Regions from separate parts of the Homo sapiens genome. Here region 1 is linked to region 2. A link is an interaction called in ENCODE POLR2A ChIA-PET data of the cell type or tissue named here. Cell type or tissue: OCI-LY7. All regions are shown on one strand. Each heading gives the region's core, and the rest is flanking DNA. Links, peaks and the distances in the headings are about the cores only.

Region 1 (10,219 bases), core at 4,511-7,010, 120 kb after region 2:
CACACTACCATGCCCGGCTAATTTTTGTATTTTGTTTGTAGAGACGGGGTTTCACCATGTTGCCCAGGCTGGTCTCAAACTCTGGAGCTCAAGAAATCCTCCCACCTCAGCCTCCCGGAGTGTTGGAATTATAGGCATGAGCAATCATGCCCAAACCTCAGTTTCATGCCTTCTTGGACTCTAGTAAAAATGGGAAGTGGGAGGTGACATTTCTTAGTTCCTCCTTTAGCCACCTCTTTGACTTGCAGAGAGAAGCATGATGTGGGTATTTACTTTTTCCTGCTTATGCAGAGTTGTACTTGCTCATCTTCTGGAAGCCTGTAGTTTGTGCTTCTTTATGCTGCTGCTTGTAATGTTTTTCAAACCCCCTTTTTTCTGGGCAAAAAAGGTAAATTATAGGCAATGTAATAAAGTCATCATGAAGGTGGGGAGTGGATCAGAAAGATAAATGAGGATCCTACTTACATGATTTTTTTAATGTGTGGTGATAGTCATGGGGGTTTTCTGCCTGTAGAGGGAATTTAGAAAATTGCCTTTTCAGTTCTTGGAAATTTCCAATTTAACTTAGCAGTTCTTCACTTAAATTACCTTGTTCTTTTTGGAAACTATATAGGAAGATTGGTTTTAATGGAAAAAATTATTACAGAAGTTAATACATGCTCACTGTAAAGATTTTACTAATAATAGAAGTATGGAACACAGAAGCCATCATTCTGTGTAATCCCACTCTGGGCCAATTTTGTATTTTCAGTTACAGGATTTGGACTTAGGGCAAATCACACTCGATCAAGGACACCTATGTAACTACTTTGGGCAGTTACTGGTAAGCAAAACTGAAACTTGCCAACCTGGTCATTTCACTTTCTGACCAGTTTCAGACCGTGTCCTTTAGTAGGCCTCAGTGTATTTTGTTTATTTTGTGATTACTGCCTTGAGAATCCTCTGACTGTTTTGCCTTAACTTCACTCATTTAGCTTTTATCCCATGTTCTCTGGGCCTCATGCTAGGCTAGATAAAGTCTGAGGATACAACTCCACAGAAGGTGAGAAAGCACAGTCCTAACTCCCAAGTCAGGCAGTTGGTCAGCAGATACTTAAGTGCCAGGTTTTCTGATGGGTGTTAGGGATAGAGTGACACAAATCAGATGGAGCCCCAGCCCTCTAGGGAAGTGAGATACAGTAAATACACAAATATTTCCAAGGACTGTTGAATGCTGTGAAGTCAAAAGTAGGGTAATGAGTTGGGGTTAGGGGGATTCTAACTAACATGATCAAGGAAGACTTTTCTAAGCATTTAACATTTGAGCTGAGACCAGAATGCCGAGAAAGAAGTAGCCACAGGCTGGGCGTGGTGGCTCACACTTGTAATCCTAGCACTTTGGGAGACTGAGGCGGGAGGATCACTTGAGTTTAGGAGTTTGAGACCAGCTTGGCAACATAGTGAGACCCCATCTCTACAAAAAAAATTAGCTGGTCATGGTGACCTGTAATCCCAGCTACTCAGGAGGCTGAGGTGGGAGGATCACTTGTGCCCAGGAGGTCGAGGCTGCAGTGAGCTGTGATTGCGCATACTGGACTCCAGCCTGGGCAACAGAGCAAGACCCTGTCACAAAAAGTAAAAAAGAAAGAAGCAGCCATCAGATCATCTGGAAGGGGCACTCTGAGAAGGGAAGGGGGAGGAATGTAGGGAAATAATGCTGACAAGGTTAGACTGTAGAGGCCAAGGAAAGGAATTTGGATTTAAGTGTAATGAAAGTTGGGGGGATAGTTGGTGGTTAGGGGTAGCTTCAGCAAGGGAATGATCTAATTCATGTTAAGATCACTGGCTAATATGTGGAGGGACTGGCTGACCAGGTTAGAGGTAATAGTGGCTTGGACTTTGCTAATGGCAGTGGTAATGCAGAGAGGTTATCCTGTTCAGGATACGTTTGGAGGTGGAGTTTACATGATTTGATGAAAAATTGGATGTGGATGAGGGAGAAATATAAGAATTGGGATTTGGGGCTTGAGCAACTGAATGGTACCACTTAATGAACTGAGGAATGCTGGCGAATGTGGGAGACTTAGGGTCAGCAGCTCTGATTTTGGCCACACTGCTTTTGACGTACTTAGTGGGCATTCATGTGCGGCTGTGGTGTCAGCAGTTGAATACACAATCTGGAGCATGGTGGAGCAGTCTGGGGTGGAGACTGGGTCAGTCTGTATCCTCAACATACAGAGGACATGGAAAGTCGTGGGACCTAGGTTTGTTTCCTAATATAGGAGTGTCAATAAAGAATCCATTAGGGCCAAGGGCTGAGCCTTGGGTCCCTCCACAGTGAGGTGGTGGGTGGGCGAGGAGGACTCTTCAGTGAGGCAGTAAGGAAACCAGATGAGTGTGATGGTGGTGAATCTGGGAAGAGAGAAGAACATGCTTTAAGTGAGGAGTGATGGTCTCTGTTATATGCTGCTGTGAAGTAAAGTCAGGCCAGAGAATCGATCTCTGGCTTTGACAGTATGAAGGTCATTAATGACCTTAATCTGGAGAGTTGGGGAGGCAGAACCCTCATTGTATGGGGAAGTGATAGCCTGAGCTGAAGAAGTGGAGAGGGCAAGTATGGACAGCTTTTTAAAGGGTTTCACTTTGAAAGGGGATTGGAGAAATGAGGCAGTAGCAGGATGAAGACATGGGGTAAAGGATCTAAGGGAATGATGAGGAGGTTTGTTTTATTTTATTTGGATAGTATTAGGGAATGTTTGTCTGCCACTGGGAATGATCCAAGAGTAAGGGATAATTGGTCACATGTGAAAAGAATTGATAATCACAAGTATAGTACCTTGAGTTGGAAAAAGGAGATGCAACTCAGAGTCCACATGGACAGGCTGGTTTTGGATGGAATCAGAGACTTTATCACATTCTCATGAGAGGAAAAGCATATGGATTCAGTTGCAGGTAGGGATGTAGAATTGTGGAATAAGATGGTTAGTTCATTCTCGTCATTTCTGTGAAGGAAGAGGGAAGTTGGGAGATCATCTGTTCACAGTAAGAGGAAGAGTTTTGTCTTCCTTTTTAAGTATCCAGTCAAGGATACAGGGATACAGCCAAGTAACAACAGACATTTATGCATCCTTTGTAGTAGGGATCCCCAACTTCTCGGCTGTGGATCAGTACCCGCCTATGGCCTGTTAGGAAACAGGCCACACAGCAGGAGGTAAGTGGGGGTGGGGGACTGAGCATTACTGCCTGAGCTCCACGTCCTGTCAGATCAATGGCATTAGATTCTCATAGGAGCACAAACTCTGTTGTGAACTGTCCATGCCTGGGATCTAGGTTGCGTGCTCATTATGAGAATCTAATGCCTGATGATCTGAGGTTCCCCTGACCCCCCCAACCCTGGTCAGTGGAAAAATTGTCTTCCACGAAACTGGTCTCTGGTGTCATAAAGATTGGGGACTGCTGCTTCAGAGGCTTCCCAGCACCCTTAGAAGAAAATGTAAACTCCCTAGCAAGGCCTGGATAGTGGGAGTGTGTGCCCAGAAAATCAGAAATCTCAGCAACTTGAGGTGGAATCCTGTCAGAGCACTGGGGTGAAGAAGTAGAGATCAGGAAAGGAAGGCTTCCTGGAAGAGGCGAATGGGGAGAGTTGGAGAGTTAGCCAGTCTGGTGTGGAAGCAGCTTGTGAGGCTGGGGCATCAGTGTGTGGGAGCCTGGAACTTGTTGCAGCCTTGGCAGGTAGGTAGTGGAGGACAGGAGATGGGAGTAGATATGTTTGAAAGATCACTATGGTAGCATTGTAGAAATGAATTGGTGGTAGCTAAAGTTAAGGGCCAGTTGGGCATGTAGCCACCTCCCTAATGTGAAATCCCCAAGTTTCTAGGTAATGATAAATGGAGGAAGTGGAATTTTAAAATGTACTTATACAATCAAATGAATCAAAATGAATTGTTTCTCCCCGGTAAAACCCTTTAATGGTTTCTATTTGCTTGCCTTTGTTCGTTCATACAACACATATTTATTGAGCATCTACTTTGTGCTAGGTATTTTCAGGAAAACAACAGCAAAGAACTGCCCTCTAAAGGTTTATTTTAGTGGAGGAGACAGGCAACAACAACGAGTTAAAGAAAAGTATATGGCAGGTGGTAAGGGGTGTTTTGGAAAAAGATGAAGTATGGGAAATACAATTTTAAATGGGGTGAGAAGGGATTTTCTGAGTCGTGACTTGTAGGATGTGAGAGCTTCAGTCGTGCATATTGTGGATAAGCTTTCACACAGAAGGAACAGCAAATCTGAAGTCTCTGGTTGGAGAAGACCTGGTGTTTTGAAGAACAGCAGGGGGCGGAGTGGCTGGAGAGGCCAGTGTGGAGAGAATGCTGTGGAAAAAGGTCAGGTGCTGAAGGGTTATGAGTGAGTTGGGCAGGCAGATCACACAGGGCCTTGTAGCCCACTGAAAATCCAAATCCTTTACTGTTGCCTACAGGCTCCACTTGGGCTTTTTCCCACTCCTCAGTTCTTGCATATGCTCTTCCCACTGACGGGCTACTGCTTCTCCTGCTGCCCCACACCTCTTCCCTGATGGTTTCTTCTAAACCTGCTAGACTTAGGTTAAGTGTCACCGTTTTTTTTAATTTGTCCTAATGCTCTCCCTCCCCTTGCCCCCCAATGCCCAACAGGCTCCAGTGTGTCATGTTCCCCTCCCTGTGTCCATGTGTTCTCATTGTTCAACTCCTACTTATGGGTGAGAACATGCGGTGTTTGGTTTTCTGTTCCTGTGTTAGTTGGCTAAGACTGATGGCTTCCACCTTCATCCATGTCCCTGCAAAGGACGTGAACTCATTCTTTTTATGGCTGCATAGTATTCCATGGTGTGTATGTGCCGCATTTTCTTTATGCAGTCTATCATTCATGGGCATTTGGGTTGGTTCCAAGTGTTGCTATTGTAAATAGTGTTACAGTAAACATACGTGTACGTGTGCCTTTATAGTAGAATGATTTATAATACTTTGGGTATATACCTAGTAATGGGACTGCTGGGTCAAATGTATTTCTGGTAGGAGTCACCTTTTTGAATTTTCCACATCACTCTCTATATTGCTTTATAGCCATTATCAAAAGATATCCATTGCTGTCTGGTGTCAACATAAACCAAGCCATCACTCTTGCTGAAAGGTGCTGTTATTGTTAGATTTGGGGTATAAATGCCAGGTAGAAGGAATTATCATGAGAAGTGTTTACATAGGTCTTGGCTAATTTGCACAATTGGCCCGGAGGGGGAAAACAGTATAGACCACCCACTAATAATAATTCTTGTTGAAGGAGGGAGATAACATTCACGGCATAACACTCCCCTGTTGGTGATAGAGTGTGGTTCGTCTTTGGTTCCAGTGTCCTGGTATTCTTTTTTGATTGAGTAACAATAAGCCGTGAAGAGAGAAATGGTTTTGGAATAGCTGGTATATACAAATAAATGACGGTGTGCTTGAATCCCTCTGTTACATCACCAGGGTTTTCTTTCCCAAGATAAACTCTGTGCTTTTTTCCAGCCTCTGAATAGGATATTTATTTTCTCCCTTCCCTTTATTTCTGTTTCTAGGCCTTTTTCTTTCCACTCTGATGAACTACTGTACTGGAGACAGACTCGGTGTCTGCTGTAGATTTTAAATGCTACACTTTCTGTTCCTCTTATCTTAGCCCCATGTCTGGTGAGCTTTTCATTGTTAACTGGCAGCTGCGATGGCTATTTCTTCAAAAGATGTTGTTGTTTGGTAGATGTTTTCTTAAAAGCTGGTGGCTGTTGCTGAAAATAATCTGTGTTGTGTGAGTTTATAATCTATTCATGAATCATATTCTCATTGTGGTTGTAGTTACGCTAGGGTAACAAATACAACAATTAATTTTTTTATTCATCAGTGCTGGGTAGTCTTTGTAGAAATTTCACAAAGATCCTCTTTTTTTCTTCACTAGTAATTCTGAAGTAAAAATAGCTACTGAAGGCTGAGCGCAGTGGCTCACGCCTGTAATCCTAGCATTTTGGGAGGCTGATCTGGGAGAATCACTTGAGCCCAGGAGGTTGAGGCTGCATTGAGCTGTCTTCATGCCACTGCATTCCAGCCTGGGTGACAGAGCGAGACCCTTTCTCAAAAACAAACAAAAAAACAGCTACTTATATATAGGATTTAGATAGATGGCAATCAAGAATTATGAACATGTGACAAATCCTTATAGCTATGTGGTTGCATACCCATTTTTTTTTTTGAGTGCCAAGGTATTTTTGAAAAGTAATTGATAACTTAAAAAATTAAGCATCTTAGACAATACCTGGTAGAAAGTAGTGGTAGTAATAATAGTAGCTCTCATTCTTTGAGCACTTACTGTGTGTGTCACGCACTGAGTAAAGAGCTTTACATGGACTGCCTCAATCCTTACAGCAGTAGTCTGAAACAGGTATTTATATTATCCCCGTTTTAAAGAGGAAACTGAGGCTCAGGAAAGTTACACTGTCCCAAATCTCACTGCTTATGAGTGGCAAAGCTGCGATTCCTGGTCTGGCTCACCCCATGGCCAGATGGTTCCCTGATTTATCAATTCAGCAGTGGCTTATTTCTGCATGTTGAGCTGACATTTGTGGGGACAACAGGAATAGGCTTTTATTTATTGGTAAATGAGTAAAGCATCAGGCGCACTCCAGAGAGCAGTTTAAAATCAGGGAATTTGCTTGGTTAATGTTTTAGATAATAGCAGCAGTAGTGAAGTTCTGGTGGAGAGGGGGAAATGGATTATGTCAGGACCTTGGGCCTAAAACCTTTGCGAGGCTTGAGTGTGCATATTAGTCCACATAAGGGTTCATCTAAACTCTGTAGGGTATATAGTTTGTAGAATGCATGGTGGAGAAATGGTTAACTCTGAGAAAGCAAATCCTAATGGTTAGTTGAGACAGGTGAAAACAATTCAGAAATTAAACATAAAAGGGAAATGGCGTATTTATTACCCACTTAGGACAATGTCTACATCTGAGAAGATAAACACAACTATTACAACATTTTAGAATAATGCATGGAAATCATTGTAATCCAAAGATTATCTAGGAAGCTTTCTCTCTCTCTCTCTCTTTTTTTTTTTTTTTTTTGTTTGAGATGGAGTCTCGCTCTGTTGCCAGGCTGGAGTGCAGTGGCGCCATCTCGGCTCACTGCAACCTCCGACTCCCTGTTTCAAGCTATTCTCCTGTCTCAGCCTCCCAGGTAGCTGGGATTACAGGCATGCGCCACCATGCCCAGCTAATTTTTGTATTTTTAGTAGAGACCGGGTTTCACCATGTTGGCCACGATGGTCTCGATCTCCTGACCTCGTGATGCGCCTGCCTCTGCTTCCCAAAGTGCTGGGATTACAGGCGTGAGCCACTGCGCCCGGCCTGCCTTTCTTTTGAGAATTAGAATTGTTAATTTTTACTCGTACCCATTAAGCAAGGCTCTGGTTGATATTAAGTAACTAAGTAGATTGATCTGACCTCTCATTCTTTTTTCCCCATCTCTGCTTGCCCGGGTGGTAATGCTACCCAGAAAGGAAATAAGTTCAAACAACAACAAAGGACAGAACTTTTCATCAGATATTTTCTTTAGACTTGGTCATGTTACATTACTGTGGCCTTACCTGTGTGTGTCAGGGCGGGCACAAGGCCGATGGGAGTTTGCTCAAAGACCAGGCCAGCTTGCTCTCTCTGACCGCAGAGCCTGTCCCAGAACCCTGTCCTTGGCTCATCACACAGTGGTTCACACTGTATATTGCCAGTGAGCTGACTGACAAGTAGTGGAGAGATGACTGAGAGGCTCCCCGATCCATCCACAGGAACTGGGAATTACCTGCCCAGTAGTCTTTGGCAGGAATCTAGGGTTTTGAAATGGTTATGACTAAATAGGACATAATTTTTTTAACATGAAAAATGGGTCTTAATATATATTTTAATGGTTCTGAAATAGTGCCGAGGACTTTGAGAGGTCAGGCTTTAATGCTTGATTTGGTAAAATTTACCAGCCCCTGTTCAGAGACAGATTTTCCTTGCATTTTAAAAGATAAGTTTTTATTTTTATTCCCAAATCCCCAGGAAATTTTAAGTGCTGTCAGTTTTGTGAAAAGGTAACTAGAGAGTGAGTAGGGAATATACCTTGCAAGCTATTGGTTTGGCCTCATTACTCAAATTCTTATTTGCCTGATGAAGATATCCTGTAATAGGATCCCTTTGTGTGTAGCCCCTCCACAGCTTTCCCTGGAAGGCCTTGGCCATGATTCTGTCTATATCTGGGCACTGTCAAATGAAGAGAGAAGTCCAGAGTGGAAGAATAGCCACTTGATCTTTTTCAAATCCCAGAGTTTACAATTTTTTTTTTTTTTTTGAAGATGGAGTCTCGCTCTGTTGCCCAGGCTGGAGTGCAGTGGCGCAATCTTGGCTCACTGCAAGCTCCGCCTCCCGGGTTCACCCCATTCTGCCTTAGCCCCCTGAGTAGCTGGGACTACAGGCGCCCACGACCACGCCCGGCTAATTTTTTTTGTATTTTTATTAGAGACGGGGTTTCTCCGTGTTAGCCAGGATGGTCTCAATCTCCTGACCTCATGATCCGCCCGCCTTGGCCTCTCAAAGTGCTGGGATTACAGGCATGAGCCACCGCACCCGGCAAGTTTACAAAATTTTTAATGGATTCGAATGTATCTGTACTGCTTAAGAATTTTTGCACCAAGTTTTAGGACACTAGACAGGTGGCTACTTCTGTGAAGATACAATAAGAACTTGCGCATTGATTTTGTTAAATATGGCTGTTGATTGCCGTATGTGGCTTGGGAGAGTAGAATGATGCTGTTTCAAAGAACTGCTAAGAAAAGGTGAGACACAAGGATCTAGAAGAGGTGGACCCTTAACGCTGGAGTTAATGGTATATACAGTAGAAGTTTTGTTTGTTTGTTTGTTTGTTTGAGAGAAGGTCTCACTGTGTTGCCCAGGCTGATCTTGAACTCCTGGGCTCAAGCATTCCTCCTGCCTCGGTGTCCCAAAGTGCTGGGATTATAGGCGTGAGCCACCACATCCAGCCTACAGCAGAAGTTTGCTGATTTATTGTTTCTAGTGCTGATCTTCTTGCTGTTACTAACTTGTAAACACCCGCCCCCCCAAAAAAAAGTAGAGGAGAAAGCATGAAGCTTAATTACCCCAAGTTGTATTATAACTCTGATAAAGGTTTTGTAGGCAATAGCTGTGAATACCCATGTGTGGAATCTATGCTTATAGTGTGTCTGGCCTTGACTAGGTTGTCAGGGGCTCAGGGAGAGCCCCTGGAGGCCATAGAGGACACTTCGGGACTTTCTCTTGCTACAGAGAGCAAACTGAAGGCCCCTGGCTAATGAGGCCGCTACAGGTCTGATCCAGTGTTCTCTTTTCCTTATGGCCTTTTTGTCTTCTCTTCAGAGAAAAGGAACATTATTGCCATCTATTTTTTTATTTTTTCAAATACCCTTGACTGTATTTATTCTGTATTAGGTGATCTCCTTTGTCTCCACCCATACCCTCTTTAAATTGCCCCACTGCCCCTGAAACTTTTACTTTAGGAAAAGAGTTTACATTAAATGCTGCTCTCTTTTAGTGTCTCCCTTGTCATTTAGGTGACATGGGTGGCAGATGTAAGTTTTAACGATAATAAAACTGTGTCAAAGGAAAGAGAAGCCTGAAGTTTGGAAGTAGACACAGGAAGGACGAGGGTGTGGGCTTTGAAATCAGGGATTCTCAAACTGGGGTTATTTGAGCAATGGGAGGTCCTTGCATCACTTCATGTATATGTGCAAAATATTGGCCATATTTACCTGAGTACAGTTTTGTAGGGAGAGAAAATATACCTTCCAACAGATTTTCAAAAGCCCTCATGACTCAATAGTGTTTAGCACCACCAATGAATATCCAAAGTGTTTTTTTATAAGATCATCACAAATTTCCATTATTATTTTACTTGTACTTAAAGCAGGTGTTTGTGCAGGTTCCCATATTCAAGGTAATTAAAAAATTTTTTAATTTGGTTTCTAAATGTTTTGTTTTGCTTAGTGCATTCACTGCTGTGTTTTCTGCAATATTAATTACAGAAACATACAGTATTTTGGCTGCATTAAAAGTTAAGAGTCAGAAGTAGGCCAGGCTGAGAAGATGAACCTTTTTTTGTCATAGTAATACCACATAGGCATGCATCATTTCAGATAGACAAAAAAATTTCAG
Region 2 (10,219 bases), core at 4,045-6,544:
GAAATGTCTTGACATCTTTTGCTAAAGTTACTTAAGGATTAGGTTGGGTCGGCCTGCACAGGATGGAATGTACTAGAAGGGAAGCAATTACCTGGACAACCCAGACCTTAATCATTTTCACCTAAAGTATCCTGATAATTGAGGCAAAGGTATGTTTGAAACCTAAGTTGTGGGTATAAATGACTTGATTGCCTCCATGGCTTTATATTTGAATTCAATCACACATAAAACCACTAGGCACTGTTATTCTCTGTCCCAAAGCATAAATTACCTCCAAAACGGTATCCTCTGGGTCGTTGGCCGCTGCTCAGTAAATGACTGTGCCTGGGGCAATATCTTTCAGGATATAAATCTCAGTAACTGCCAGAAAATGTACAACAGATGTGCTTGAATGAGCATCACCCCCATAAGCCTAAAACCTCTCATCCAATCGTGAATTTCAGATAAAACTTAAGGCATTGCGCTTGCTCAGCACAGATGTTTTATAGGGGTATTCCCATTAAACCTATAATAATAATAATAATAATATACCATTTGTCAAGTGTCTCTTATGTGTCAAGTATAGACCAATGAGATTTATACATTTAAACAGGAACAATGTTGAACATGTTTTGAGTGCTTATTAATTACTAAGCACTTAACATCACTGGTGACTTTATCATCATTTCCATTTTACTAAGGTTTAGAAAGATTGAATAACTGGCTCAAGGTCACATAGCTAATACGTTAATATTGCCTAATTATTTTATTAAAATTTGTCTTGTCCTTAATTTTGCACTCTTCCCATATGTTTTTAAAACAGTGAGGAATACAAACTTGCAAATTTGCCAGTGGAATCCCTTTTCCAAGCAACAGGAACCTTGAGGCAGTAAGAGATCCTTGAGTGTCTGAGGGGAAGAACCACCCAGGGGAAACTGCTGCACAATTGTGCCAAGAAGGCAGGATATGTGGATAGCCAAAGGGTCAATGGGCCTGCTTAGAGGGTAGCCAGGACCTGCTCATCTGATAAGCAAATGCTCATCAAGTGTCCACAAGCACTCTGGCACCAAGCTCGCAGTTTTAGAAGTCAGAAGAGCATAATTTCACCTTGTATCTGCCCAGGAGGAGTTTACCGTCTGCCCTGGGGAAGGGAAAAAAGGGAGACACTTGTTGAGCACCTACTGTGTACCTGGCACTTTAAAACCCTGAGCCTCATCAAGATGGGATTAATATCTCAGTTTAATCAATGGGGAAACTGAAGCTTAGACAAGACAAGTAATTCTCTCCAGTTAGTGGCCACTCCAATATCTGAGCCTCAAATTTTTTTTTATAGTAGAGAACATGTAGGCATTAAATATTTGACTACATAGAAAGAGACAGAGATGAGAAAGAGAGAAAGTGAAAGAGATACATACACGGTGAAAAAATAAATAGACAAAAATAAAAAAAAACAGAGCAAGAAGAAGCAAAAGAGGCATGGTCCCTGTCCTTGGTGAAGCTTCTAGCTTAATGATATAGACACATCATTAATTAAATAATCACACAAATAAGATAATTTTTAGTACACAATCATCAAACAAATAAATGAATAATTCTCAACACTGAGAAAGTTACTTCACCTTTCTGTTGTCTACGTAATAGAAATAAGAGTAGAACTTACCTCTAGTGTTGTGAGCATTAAATAAAGTAGTACAGTTAAAGCTGTTAGGACAGTGCCTGGTACATAGTTAGTGCCCAGCGTCAGCCATTTATCATTTCTATTGTTACTGTCATTTTTATCACTATTATAGCCATGATGTTTTGAGAGTACAAGGGGCACAGGGAAGAGCATCTATGTAGACATATCCACTTCAAGGAGCTCCCTTAACCAAGAAATACAACCCTGGGCTCAAGCTGGCCCTTCAGGTATGTTTCCCTCTGTCCTGGGAGCCCCCAGGGACAGCAAGTGTGTCCATTTTGCTCCCTAGCATCTTACATGGTATCAGGCTTCCCATTCGTTTTCAACACATATTTATTGAATCAATGCAAATGCCTATTCTTTACACTGGGAGAAAACAGGAAGATGGTTTAAGTCTCCATCTGGCAGATTACTTCCATCCAGGGAATAGGCAGGGTGAACACAGAAAGGGTAACTTGGGTTCATTTTCCCAACCTGCCTATGCAACCCCACTTATGTTGCTCAATGACAGGTCGCAATTTGAAGATTACATAACTGGAGTGTACCTTGTCTCATTTCCGTTGATTTATCTATATAATCAGTTCACTTCAAGCTTTGCTATTGTTTCTGCAGAGACTAGCTTGGTGTTCATTTGGTGGTTGTTGGTTTTTGTTTGACTGCCTGACCAATCGCCCTTCCTAACTAAGCTCAATCAGTCTTTTGCAAAACAAACAAGCATATATGCTGCAAGGAAAGAAGTTCAGAAAAGGATAATGATATGCTGGGATATGCCAAACCCCAAATAGAACAGTATTTCCATCCTTGTACTGCAATGTTGTAGAAACAGTTATTAACTCATTTCGTTTAGCCTTTATCTGCAGGTGTACTTGCTTGTTATGAAACTGCTGCATAATTGAACTACTTCTAAAGCTTGTCTTTAATACAGTTATGATTATGTGGCCACATCTTTCTTAGTTTTTTTATTACCTGTAATCTGGCTATAATAATGCTAAATATTGAAGTATAAGTATATTTATTACAGTAACAGCTATTGTGTGTTGACTGCTTGCTATGGACAAAGCAGTAAGACAGCACTTTCCATACATTATCTTTTAGAATCTTCTTGCTAATCCCTGAAAATAATAATTAAAGTGCAGAAAGTCCAATAAATTACCCAAGGTCATGTTTCTACTGACTGAAGGAGCTGTGGTTGAAAACTAGGTTTATCAGACCCCCAAATCAGTGCTTAGAGCAGCTGTGCTCACTACCTTCACACACAGAAACACACACACATACACAGACACACACACACAGACACACACACTAAGCAAAACTACTGAACACTCTTTGCCATCATTCTGCTGCTATTTAGACTTAAAACAAAAATCTAATTAAGAACAAGCAGGAGAAAACATTTTACACCAAACTGAAGCTGGAAGCAAATTTAAGTCTGACAATACCAAGGTTTGGCAAGGATATTCAAAAGCCTCATAACAGACCTCTCCTGCCCCTTTTAAATCTGTTCTCTTTACAATAGCAAATTAAGCTGTAAGCAAATCATGTCTCTTTCCTGCACAACTCCTTAGTGGTTTCTTAAGTGTGGGAGGTGGATTTAATATCCCCAATTCTTAATATTTTCTATATTCATGTCTTTTGCCGTGTGCCTTGGCAATTCCTCCTAATAAAAACAGAGTATATTTCTTCAGCCCATGGCTTGGATATGTGACACTTGTTTTAGCCAATGATATGCGCAGATGTGGGTCTTGAAATGTACATGTGGGGTTGAGAAATCCTCTTGCTCTCCTCCTTTTGCCCAGAGAAGAATGTCCCTCTGCTAGCCAGTGTCCCAAGGAGAATGGGAAGGACAAGAGACAGACCTGAACTCAACCTGCAGACTGAAGCCAAACCAGGCTAGATCAGCTAAACAACATGCTGCTCTCAAGGACTTTATTACTCCGGCACAGCAAGCAGCATAAGCTTCATGTTCACATTGGTCCCCTTGCTCTCACGTGCCATGGGGACCATGTAGAGGAGCCCGGCTGAATGCTGTGCATGCAGTGGGTTTGTATCAAGGTCTAAGAAACTCTGACCTTAGGGAATCTGGATCTCTTATAACAGCAGTCCCCAACCTTTTTGGCACCAGGGACTGGTTTCATGGAAGACAATTTCCACAGACCAGGGTTGAGTGGGAATGGTTTCGTGATAATTCAAGATCATTATATTTACTGTGCACTTTATTTCTATTATTATTACATTGTAATATATAATACAATTATTATACAACTCACCATAATGTAGAATCAGCGGGAGTCCTAAACTTGTTTTCCTGCAACTAGATGGCCCCATCTGGGGGTGATGGGAGACAGTGACAGATCATCAGGCATTAGGTTCTCATAAGGAGAACGCAACCTAGATCCCTTGAATGAGCAGTTCACAATAGGGTTCACGCTCCTATGAGAATCTAATGCCGCCACTGATCTGACAGGAGGCGGAGCTCAGGAGATAATGAGAGTGATGGGGAACAGCTGTAAATACAGATGAAGCTTCGCTTGCTTGCTTGCCACCCACCTTCTGTTGTGTGGCCCAGTTCCTAACAGGCCATGGGCTGATACTGGTTTGTGGCCTGGGGGTTGGGGACCCCTTTCTTATAGTGAACAATCAGCCTGCCTAAACTTTGATCCAGAGGGAAAAATTAGCTATATTTTATCTAGCTGGGTATGATATAGCCATCTAGGTAAACAAAGCTTCCTAACATGGCTCACAGACACTGCAGGCTCTGCCTTCCCCATCTCCTTTGCAGTATAATCTCCCACGTGCTTTCTCTTTGGCTCCTGTCACATTGATCCTTCAGTCTTCTCTTTTTACCATGCTCCTTCTTGCTACAGGGACTTCGCACATGCTGCTCCCTCTGCCTGGAATGTTCTTCTCTTCTTCTTTATCTATTCAATTCCTATGCATTCTGCAGATTGCTTTTCATGTAGCTCTTCCTCAGGGAAGCCTGACTAGTTAAAATGTCCCCTTTAGGGACTCCCACAGACCTGTGAGTCTGCCTTTCTTGGCTGTTACTGCATTTACAATTTTATGTTAGATTGGTGCAAATGTAATTGCCATTGAAAGTAATGGCAAAAACTGCAATTACATTTGCACTAACCTAATACTTTTGGGTATATTCACTTGATCAGTATGTCTCCCTATGAACAAGTCAATTCCATGAGGGCAAGGAATTCCCTGTGTCTCAGTAGATTCTCAATAATTACTTGTGAAATAAATGGATCTTGATGTCCCTAAGGATTTTTAGAGTGTTTGACATATAATAGGATTCCAAAGAGTGGTCACCAAATTAATAACATACAGTAGAAGGTAAGAAAAAACAGAATGATATTTCATTTTAAAGACCTTGTGGTATCAAGTGATAATACTGTTTGCCAACATACTTACTTCCCAAAGATGTATGGATCTATGAGACAGCACAAATGGATGGACTGCAGGATTTGCATTAATAATAACAGGATCTCCAACCAGAGAAGCATGAGGTGAGACAGACACAGTGACTTTGGCAATCTGTGTATATTCAGAGGCATTTTCCAGAAGAGGGCTGGCATTCTCAATTACAAAATTTGGAAAAGCTAGAACATCTTAGAGGAAACACAAAAGTTGGCTTTTTAATGAGGATTTCTACAAGGCTTCCTAACCAATTTTGTATTTTAAAACCACAAAGGAAAAGTGCAATAAATACTTCTTTTTATTACTTTTTTTATTAATTAGAAGTTATTTTTTAAATTAAATGTCTTAAAGATCAGTTGAGTTGGCTTGGTAGGGTCATCAGGAGCTGAGAAAGATTTCAGAACTTACCCTACAAGTTACCATACTGCAGTTTCACAGAGGCTGGCAGAAGACACAAGACTTCTGGGTCAGAGACAAAGGACTTTATTACTCATAGCTCAGCAACCAGCATAAGCTTCATGTTCACATCCTTTCTCTTTGTTCCTCAGGCCCCACGGGGGCAAAAACAAATGCCCTAAATAGATGCTCTGCATGCTTTGGGTCTGCATTTGTATCACAGTTGAGAAACCCTTAACTTACAAACCCACATCTTATAAAACGAGCAGTAAGCCTGCCTGACCTTTGACCTGGAGGGAGAAAATACCTTTATTACACTGGATGCTAAACAAACCATCCTCTGCTTCAGAGGGAAATAGTATCTCTATTACTACTTAAACATGCTTAAAAAAAATTGTCCAGAACAAAGGCAACCAGTGCCTCTGCTCACAAGATGCACAGAAGTGCAAGAGACCCACGGAGAACTGTCTCCCAGCAAGGGCTGGTCTTTTTTCATTTGTTTTGGTTTTGTTTTTTTATACTTTAAAAAATATGTGTAGCAGCTGCGCAGTGCCCCGCCCCCATTTCCTCCATACTCACCTCTACAAGTGGAATACTACTTCTACAACTCTGCCTGGAGAGCAGCTTCTCCTGCACAAAGGATAAGCCAGAGTGCCAGAGAGTGAAGTCCCCTGGAAGCTGTCCTCAAGCAATGGCCAAGAGGGATATGGTGATCAAATACCTCAGCTTCCTCACCTTTAGTGTGGATAAATAACACTGAGGTGTGCTTCCACACTGGATTCCTGAGTACCCCAATGAAATCGAGCTCTGGTTGCCCCTGGCGCTAACACGCTTGTTAACACACCCTTTATCCATTGCCTACCATTCATTGTCTGGCTTCCTTACCCCACTCTGGGTGTTTCCTGGGATCAGCTCCCAAGTTAATTACAGTACTTGCACTGGAACCCTTCCCTTAGTGTTGGCTTTCAAGAGAATCTGAACTAAGGCAATGTGATATAATAATGTTTTGCAATGTGCAACAAAACATAAAGAATATGGCACTGGCCATTTCAGTAAGAGAACAGTATTAAGGAAATCAGATATGATCAGTTAATTCAGATAAATACTGAAGTTTAGAAAGGTCTTCTGCCTTGCCATATCTGATCCCTGCTCGTGTCTCTGGCCTCATCTTTCCATACGTCCCTTTTCATATGCTCGTTGCAATTATCCCGAACTTCTTTCCACTTCTCTAGTCCACCTCTAAACAATTATATATATTTTTTCTACAGCATTTTTAACTTCCTAACATTCTACCCATTCTTCAGTTGGCCCTTAGACATCACTTTCTTCAGAAAGTCTTTCCTGGCCTGCCTGACTCTGCTTCAGTATTCCTTCTCAGTGTTTGCATGTTACCCCATCATGACATTTGACACATTGTATTATAATTGCCTTTAGTTTGGGTGACTCCTCGGGGAACCATAAACTCTAACTGCAAAAAATGTGTTTATTTGATAACTGAATAAGAATACCTCATTTTTTTTTTCTTTTTTTTAGACGGAGTCTCGCTCTGTGGCCCAGGTTGGAGTACAGTGGCATGATCTTGGCTCACTGCAAGCTCCATCTCCTGGGTTCACGTCATTCTCCTGCCTCAGCCACCCGAGTAGCTGGGACTACAGGCGCCCACCACCACGCCCGGCTAATTTTTTGTATTTTTAGTAGAGACGGGGTTTCACCGTGTTAGCCAGGATGGTCTCAATCTCCTAACCTCGTGATCCACCTGCCTCGGCCTCCCAAAGTGTTGGGATTACAGGCGTGAGCCACTGCACCCGGGCCCTCATACATATTTTTTGAATGAATAATAAATAATATTAATGATCATTTGTAGGACAGTCTTTCACTCATATTTTTTTCATTTAATCCTCACAACAACCCTGGGGTGAGGGGTATGATTATTCTCTCTTCCATTTTCCACATGAGAATGCTGAGACACAGAAACACCAAGTGGTTTTATGTTATACAGCTAATCAGTGGCAGAGTTGGGATTTGAACCCAAAATTTGACTTGCTGGAACCAAATCTCATGTTTTCAAATGACTGAGATGCTTTCATGATTCAGGATGAACTTCTCTTGGGTAAAAATGAGAAAAAGCAAAAGTTGGCTGGGCAAGTGGCTCATACCTGTAATCCCAGCACTTTGCAAGGTCGAGACCAGTGGATCACCTGAGGTCTGGGAGTTCGAGGACAGCCTGGCCAGCATGGTGAAACCCTGTCTCTACTGAGAATACAAAAATTAGTCGGGCGTGGTGGTGGGCGCCTATAATCCCAGCTACTCGAGAGGTTGAGACAGGAGAATCACTTGAACCCGGGAGGCAGAGGTTGCAGTGAGCCCAGCTCGCCCCATTGCATTCCAGCCTGGGCAACAAGAGTGAAACTTCATCTCAAAAAAAAAAAAAAAAAAAAAGAAAGAAAGAAAGAAAGAGAAATAAATAAATAAATAAATAAAGGGAAAGAAAAGAAAAGAAAAAAAGAAAAAGTGAAAGTTTTCAGAATGTCAAAATTTGAGAAAGTTCTCACGCAACTGAACAATAGCTCTGGGGAGGAAGGAGGAGAACGACATAATGAACGAACTTTCCGATCAAGCAGATTTTGGCTCAGATCCTAATTCTGAGTCTCACTGGACAAATGACAACTTGGACAAGCAACTCATCTTCTCTGAGGCTAGAAGACAACTGTCACTCAATTAGAAGCCTCTGGCTGGACCAGTTAGGAAGCTCCTCATTGTTATTTAAGAGATAAGTGATACAGATTATTGGTCACTATGATTTGTCATTCATTCTCATAGAAAATGTAGAGTTTCTTTTTACATAAATTCATTATGTTTTATTAGACAGGATGTATGAAAGCTGGGTAAAAATAGTTCCCTAAATGATGTTATTTCATACAACTTCTGTCTAACCCTGTGGTGTCAGGAAATTACTCAATGCTCGAAGTCACAATGCATTTGGAAACAAAAAGTCATTATATGTCCTACTGTGCTGGCTTACTTTGTATTTTTCTCTGTTTTCTTCTTTCTCTCTCTTTTATTTGTTCTCTGCTTCCCTTAATTTCAGCTGAGCTTTTTCTTTACAGTGAAGGTTTTAGCAAAGGTAACTAAGGCTAGACTCTCAGAACATCTTTGGAAAAAGCAAATAATTTTTTTAAAGTGCCCTGAATTCAGGTCCTATTGCCTCTTCATTCCCGAATTAAAACTTCTCTTCCAATTTAGTTGGTCAAGCTTTTATTGAATGGTAAGGTTGGTCCCTAGGTATTAGGTATAACTTAAGAAATTCACAAGGATGAATAGGGCCTCATACCTACCCCTTCACTCCCTGCCCAGGTACACTCAGCCCAGGAGAAAATGTGATGTATCCAGGAAACAACAGTGAGGCAGACACTGTCAGTGCCCCACCCACATCCCTTTCACTCTTACCATTTCAGTGCACACAATCCCAATTCCGTCGGTACCTGTGGTGTCCTCTGGCACTGAAGTACTGGAAAATTAATGTGCTTTTTTTTTTCTTTTGGTCTCCATCAAAGGAGACTTTCCTCTCCAAAACCTCATGAATCTATTTCATGAAGGTGGCTGCAAGCCTCTCTCCAATCATGTATATTTTCACCATCCTCTTTCCTGAATCAAAAAATTATCTTCTACTTCCAAAGGTGGGCTTTAGGATATATAAAACCTTTCTGTTTAAGCAATAGTCTGAAAATTTCTGAACCATAAAATTTGTTAACTAGATATTTTTTATTTTTGCTCATTGACTTTCCTGAAACAGGCAAGGAAACAGATTCACCCCTCCAGCCTCCAGAAGGTAGCATAGCCTTGCCAACACTTTGAGTTCTTCCCAGTGAGACCCATGTCAGAACTTTTAACTACAGAACTGTAAGACAAATTTATGCTGTTTTAAGGCATCATCAAGTTTGGGATAATCTGTTGCAGCATGAAAAGAAAATTAACACAGAGGTTATTTTGATTATGTAAGAAAATATCAGTAAGCACATCTTACGTGAGTGAGCTGCCCATAGTGAATGGCCAATGTGCTAAACCTGAAATTGGGTAGCATCACTCCTTTTCTCAAAATCCTCTAAGAGCTTCTCGTCTCACACAGAGCAAAAGGCCAAACTCCCACAACTGCCTCCAGATCCCACATGTTAGGCCCTTCGTTATCTATCTGGCCTCATCTTCTACCACTCTTGCTCTCCCTCCCTCTGTTCCAGCCACACAGGCCTGTCTGTTCTTTGCACACATCAAGCAGTCTGTGCCACAGAGACTTTGCTCTGATCATTCTCCTCGTCCAAGGTGCATCTTCCCTGGATCTCTCCATGACTCATTTACTCATTTCCTGTAGGTCTCTGCTATTAGGTTGGAGTAAACATAATTGCGGTTTTTGCCATTAAAAGTAATGGCAGGCCGGGTGCAGTGGCTCATGCCTGTAATACCAGCACTTTGGGAGGCTGAGTCAGGTGGATCACTTGAGGTCAGTAGTTCAAGACGAGCCTGGCTAACATAGTGAAATCTCATCTCTACTAAAAATACAAAAAATTAGCCGGGGCATGGTGGTGCCTGTAATCCCAGTTACTGGGAAGGCTGAGGCAGGAGAATCATTTGAACCCAGGATATGGAGGTTGCAGTGAGCCGAGATCACACCACTGCAATCCAACCTGGGCGACAGAGCAAGACACCATCTCAAAAAAAAAAAAGTCATGGCAAAAACCGCAATTACGT

What was found. Peaks named below come from ENCODE experiments on the same cell type or tissue, not always from the same donor. Only the 100,000 strongest peaks of a DNase experiment are listed, where the experiment ranks them.
Region 1: POLR2A ChIA-PET joins it to region 2 with 9 read pairs; 3 of 35 experiments call an interaction of 5 or more read pairs at or near these places.

The regions. Positions count from the first base shown.
Region 1 is chr3:63,922,186-63,932,404 of GRCh38, forward strand. The region is part of intron 4 of ATXN7 (ataxin 7); the gene reads left to right. Among named protein-coding and RNA genes, the nearest start is that of ATXN7, 63 kb to the left of the region's middle. In OCI-LY7, for the core only: no CTCF peak of the experiment used is centred there; a DNase peak (open chromatin) is centred at 5,666; H3K4me3 peaks cover 1,319 bases; H3K27ac peaks cover 2,317 bases.
Region 2 is chr3:63,799,964-63,810,182 of GRCh38, forward strand. It overlaps the pseudogene CDHR18P and a transcript of C3orf49 not described here. Among named protein-coding and RNA genes, the nearest start is that of C3orf49, 14 kb to the right of the region's middle. In OCI-LY7, for the core only: no CTCF peak of the experiment used is centred there; no DNase peak of the experiment used is centred there.